Regions from separate parts of the Homo sapiens genome. Here region 1 is linked to region 2. The links are chromatin loops, found by intact Hi-C in ENCODE. Cell type or tissue: chondrocyte. All regions are shown on one strand. Each heading gives the region's core, and the rest is flanking DNA. Links, peaks and the distances in the headings are about the cores only.

Region 1 (2,914 bases), core at 245-2,744, 260 kb after region 2:
ATTTAGTAGATGTTCAATAGGCACTTGTTGAAAGCATGGATAACTGGAGGGAAGGGACATAAGTAATTTAGTGCTCTGTTTTGTAGGAAGCAGAAACAGTAAGATAGCTAACAAGCAGGAAAATACAAATATCGAAACACCCTGTCAGTTTTGCTATAATGCTTGTTTTGAAACTATGAATTTGTTCTAATGCAATTTATACTAGGGAACGATGTGAATATAAGACAATTTCCCCCCTTGAAAAACACTAGGTGAATGCCAAAAACCCAGCTGAACAGACCTGCGTAATACACAAAATGCACACACACATACACATCAAACATTCACAGTAACTTTAGATCACTGTACGTGTGAGGCTCCACACCCATCCACATCTGGTGTTCCAACTCTGTCCCATTTCAGATGATTCTCCTCCCACCACCTCACAATTACTCATGGTCTTCCTGACGCCCACTTCCACAAGCAAACTGCAGATCTTTATCAATGTCAAGTGCCATATTTATTACAGTACTTATATTTTTAACTATTAAATATGTTTAAGACAGGGCTGCTATTTTTATTGGGCTCCTATTTTTTTTTAAATGTGTCACTGGTGAAGTTTGTGAGTGTTATGCCCCTAATCCCATTTGCCCCGTAAACATGTGTTTTTTAGTGGGTAAATTTGCACAGTACAGTGATTTTTTTAGAACACGAATGTGGCTCTCGCTCTCGCTCTTGCTCTCCCTCTCCCTCTCCCTCTCCTTCTCCCTCCTCTGCCTCTGCCTCTGCCTCTCCCTCCCCTTTGCACGGTCCTCGTCTCACCTTTGCACGGTCTCCCTCTGATGCCGAGCGAGGCTGGACTGTACTGCCGCCATCTCGGCTCACTGCAGCCTCCCTGCCTGATTCTCCTGCCTCAGCCTGCCGAGTGCCTGGGATTGCAGGCGCGCGCCGCCACACATGACTGGTTTTCGTATTTTTTGGTAGAGACGGGGTTTCGCCGTGTTGGCCAGGCGGGTCTCCAGCTCCTGACCGCGAGTGGTCTGCCAGCCTCGGCCTCCCGAGGTGCCGGGATTGCAGACGGAGTCTCGCTCACTCAGTGCTCAATGTTGCCCAGGCTGGAGCGCAGTGGCGTGATCTTGGATCGCTACAACCTCCACCTCCCAGCCGCCTGCCTTGGCCTCCCAAAGTGCCGAGATTGCAGCCTCTGCCCCGCCGCCACCCCGTATAGGAAATGAGGAGCGTCTCTGCCTGGCCGCCCATCGTCTGGGATGTGAGGAGCCCCTCTGCCCGGCCGCCCAGTCTGGGAAGTGAGGAGCACCTCTTCCCGGCCGTCATCCCGTCTAGGAAGTGAGGAGTGTCTCTGCCCGGCCGCCCATCATCTGGGATGTGGGGAGCACCTCTGCCCCGCTGCCCGGTCTGAGATGTGAAGAGTGCCTCTGCCCGGCCGCGACCCCGTCTGGGAACTGAGGAGTGTCTCTGCCCCGCCGCCACCCCGTCTGGGAGGTGAGGAGCGTCTCTGACCAGCCGCCCCGTCTGAGAAGTGAGGAGCCCCTCCGCCCGGCAGCCGCCCAGTCTGGGAAGTGGGGAGCCCCTCAGCCCGGCAGCTGCCCTGTCTGGGAAGTGAGGAGCGTCTCCGCCCGGCGGCCGCCCCGTCCAGGAGGTAGGGGGCAGCCCCGCCCAGCCAGCCGCCCCATCCGGGAGGTGGGGGGCAGCCCCCACCCGGCCGCCGCCCCGTCTGGGAAGTGGGGAGCCCCTCTGCCCGGCCGCCACCCCTTCTGGGAGGTGGGGGGGCCCCTCTGCCCGGCAGCCCCGTCTGGGAGGTGAGGAGCCCCTCTGCCCGGCCGCCACCCCGTCTGGGAGGTGTACCCAACAGCTCATTAGAAGGGGCCATGATGACAATGGCGGTTTTGTCGAATAGAAAAGGGGGAAATGTGGGGAAAAGAAAGAGAGATCAGATTGTTATTGTGTCTGTGTAGAAAGAAGTAGACATAGGAGACTCCATTTTGTTCTGTACTAGGAAAAATTCTACCTTGGGATGCTGTTAATCTATAACCTTACCCCCAAACCCGTGCTCTCTGAAACATGTGCTGTGTCCACTAAGGGTTAAATGGATTAAGGGCGGTGCAAGATGTGCTTTGTTAAACAGATGTTTGAAGGCAGCATGCTCCTTAAGAGTCATCACCACTCCCTAATCTCAAGTACCCAGGGACACAAACACTGCGGAAGGCCGCAGGGCCCTCTGCCTAGGAAAACCAGAGACCTTTGTTCACTTGTTTATCTGCTGACCTTCCCTCCACTATTGTCCTATGACCCTGCCAAATCCCCCTCTCCGAGAAACACCCAAGAATGATCAATAAATACTAAAAAAAAAAAAAAAAAAAAAAAACCAAAAAACACGAATGTGGCATTATAGCAGAACTGACTGTACTTTCTTCTGTCTGCAACACCAGGCAAACAAGAAAAACACACACGGTGATTAGTGAAAAAGTGAAATCAAACCAATAGAGTACTAAGAATGCTTCATGATGTCCTTCTGGTGTATAGGACAATCTTCCTGCTATTTATTCATTTTTTCATCCATCCTTTCTTCCATTTATTTATTTATTCTATCAAATACCTACTATGTGTCAGGTCCTGAGAAAGGCCCTAGTGAACAAAATTAGAGTCTTAGAAAGTCTTAGGATTAGGAGAAAATAATATATGAACAGAAAATGATAGTTCACCTTTATTATAGGCTTACTACGTATCAGGCACTATGATCAGCACTTTACCCATTTTACTTAATCCTTTTAATAACCTGGTGGTTATTGGTAGATATTACCAATAAGTGAGGTATTAGTATTCTTCCCATTTTTCAGATGAGGATACTGAGGCTTAGCAACACCCAGGCGGTCTGACTCTAGAGCCTTTGTTCTTGAATGATATTGTTGAGGTC
Region 2 (2,914 bases), core at 127-2,626:
AAGCACACACACAAAGTAGTTTTAAAATGCTGGCCCCAGTGATGCTGAGTGGCTTGAAAAGAAGGCAGAATGTATCTTTGATAAAGCACTCTTTTTTTTTTCAAGGAAAAATACCATGATGAGTTTGTTTGGATATGAAAGGGAAGGCCTCCTGGGTTTAGACAAAGAAGAGTTATGTTGTTCTATCTAAGAAAGCAATGAATGAATCTGACAGTAGACTGCTGGAAGAGGGGTTTTGTGTGTGGGAGGGAGAAACCTAAAAGGAGGAAGACAGGGAAGGAGGGCCAGGCAGCAAGGTGGCAAGCAGGGACGGGCTGGCAGTGTGACTTGGAGAGAGTGGGAGGGCCTCAGCATCCTGTAGCCTGTGTGTTGGGGCCTGCATGGCTGGCTTTTAACATTAAGAGAATTCGTCACTCTGAAGTTGGAGGGGACCCCGATGAGACCATCAGGCTCACTCCCAAAATCATAGGAGCTGCACATGCCAGCAGAAGGAAGAATGTTTGAGTCTGCCACACTCTAAAGTGAGGCTTGATAGTACTTAAATCACAGAGTCGTCATGGGAATTAAACAAGGTAAAGCACTTTAGAGACTTAGCATGGTGCCCACTCATTGTAGCCTGTCACTACACGCAGCATGCATTTGTGCAGAGGGACAGAATCAATGATGATGTGTTCACATGTGAGCGTGTGTGTGTGTGTGCATGTGTATGGTGGGGGGCGGAGGTTGGTAGGGTTAAGGAGTGAATGCTCAGCCACCAGCCTTAAGAATCCCCTCAAGCCCAGATAGTCTCAAATCAACCCCCACTCATCCCTGAGCTGGTAAAAAACTAGCAAGGGGGCGGCAGGACCCTGGAGTCTTATATGGAAGGTGGCAGGTGGAATCCGGAACAGAGAAGTAACTCCAGTTAGCTCCTCTGTGACCTGGGATTGTGCAGAGTCTCTTTGGCAGCCCAGCCATAAGGCAACCAGCCCGAATTTCATTTCTGATCCTTGCATTTGGGCCCCATCTCAATTAAGATCAGTTAGAAGTCAATTTCACAGTGGCTGGTTTTTTAAGATCCCTGAAAAATGATAAGCTGGAAGCAGGCGATCGCTTCTTTTAGGAGCAGAGGCCTTCCTCGACAGGGGCTCAGATGCTTTATTTATTTTGATTTGATTTTAATTTGGTAAATAACGTTTATTTAATTTTTTCTCTGATTTCAAAAGCAATGCATGTTCAGGAGGGAAAAACAGCTGTCATATCCCTCGCCAGGCCTCAGACTAATGGTGATGTTTTTTTCCTTCATTGCCTGTGAGGCTTAAATAAATACCCAACACCGATGACCAATAGTTTCCAAATATAGAAAAAAATAAAAATAAAAAACCAGAAAGGTGGAAAGAAAAGAAGAAAAATCATCCGCAATCCTACCACTCAGAGACAACTACCGTTAACAGTTTGTGTGTGTGTTTTTCCTTCCTGTTATTTTTCTGTAACTGTTTTACATGGCTGAGATCACACCGTGTGTGATTTTACATCTTGCAAAAGACAGGGTATAAAATCACCATAAGCATACCATAAGCATTTCCCCATGTCATTAAAAGCTCTATAAACATCATTTTTAACGGCTACAAAATATTCCACTCTATGAATGAACCATAATTTACCTAACCAATTCCCTAAAGTGGAGCATTTAGTGGTTTCCAATTTTTCACTCACATAAATAAAGCTATAGTGAACACCCGTGTGGATTCATTTTTGTCTGCATTTCATATTATTTTCTTAGGACAGATTCCCAGAAGCAGAATTACTGGGTCAAGGCATGTAGACTTTTTTGAGGCTCTTGAGTCTTATTGCCAAACTTTAGTTCCCAAATCTGCCCCTTCCACAGTGTGTGAGGTATCCCTCCATGCAGGCCTTGATCTGATGCATTTTTAAACTCTGTACCCTGGGGAGGGAGATTGCCACTTGTTCGGGGCCTGGGGGCTAGGAAGGGTTTTCATTCCTCTAGTGCCCCTTGGGAGCTCCAGGAAGGGTCAGTGGATTTCCATCCCCCTTTCTGCTCCCCTCCCCTTGTCTGGGGCTCCACTTTTGTTCCTGGCTTCAGTGACTTTCATCGGGGCACTGAGGGGGGCCTTGTGTGCTCCTTGTCCCCATCACAAATTCATGACACGGTAGGAGGCAGGGAACAGGGGAGGAGGTGTCTGTGTTTCGGGGGTCATTTTTAGCACTTTTCAGTCATTTATCAGACTCCAGGTATTGTGTTTTCTCCTTTTGTGAGGCACCACGGTGTGCATGGGCTGTCTTGTCGTTGTACTCGGACACATCTCGGCACAGTGGATTTTGCGGTCCATTTTGAATGGCACTGGAGCAACTCTCTTTCTGAATTTGTGCTATAAAGTCACTGGATGTGCCCCAATCAGAGGGCAATGCTGAATTTAAACAAACAAACAAAAAATGAAACACTTCAAAGGGGAAACCCTGTGAGCTTTCCAAGAGTAAAACAGAAAATGACAACAAAACGCTGCAGGGGATATTGAATCATGAGAATCAAACAGAAACACAAGAGGAGGGAGGGCTGCAAGAACACAGCCACTGTCTCCAGGGTGGGCCAGTGTCAGAGGGGGCAGAAGGTCACCCGCTCACCAGGGACAGGCAGGAAGAACAGTGCCGAGAGCCTCCCGTGGAGCCGGGACTGTGGGAGGCATTTTCCTAAACCAGGAGAGCAAATATTTCCAATGCACTAATGCAGGGCGCTAACCAAGACGCTGAGGCTCAGATAAGTCATGTGCCAGCCAAGAGCAGGCGGCAACTGAGAGGCAGAGCAAGGACTCAACTCAGGACCAGAGGTGGCCCATGTCCCGCGGTGCCTACAGCAGTGTTCCTCAAAGTTAATGTGGACGAGATTCAACTGGGAGTCTTGTTAAAATGCAGACTG

The links. A loop is a pair of places that touch in the nucleus more often than their neighbours do. Peaks named below come from ENCODE experiments on the same cell type or tissue, not always from the same donor. Only the 100,000 strongest peaks of a DNase experiment are listed, where the experiment ranks them.
Region 1: a loop joins it to region 2, with 2.3 times the contacts of the local background. A loop is called at or near these places in 2 of 110 quality-filtered maps.

The regions. Positions count from the first base shown.
Region 1 is chr11:79,498,479-79,501,392 of GRCh38, forward strand. No RefSeq gene overlaps it. Among named protein-coding and RNA genes, the nearest start is that of TENM4, 59 kb to the left of the region's middle. In chondrocyte, for the core only: no CTCF peak of the experiment used is centred there; a DNase peak (open chromatin) is centred at 1,605.
Region 2 is chr11:79,241,034-79,243,947 of GRCh38, forward strand. All of the region lies in intron 2 of TENM4 (teneurin transmembrane protein 4), which reads right to left. Among named protein-coding and RNA genes, the nearest start is that of TENM4-AS1, 150 kb to the left of the region's middle. In chondrocyte, for the core only: no CTCF peak of the experiment used is centred there; no DNase peak of the experiment used is centred there.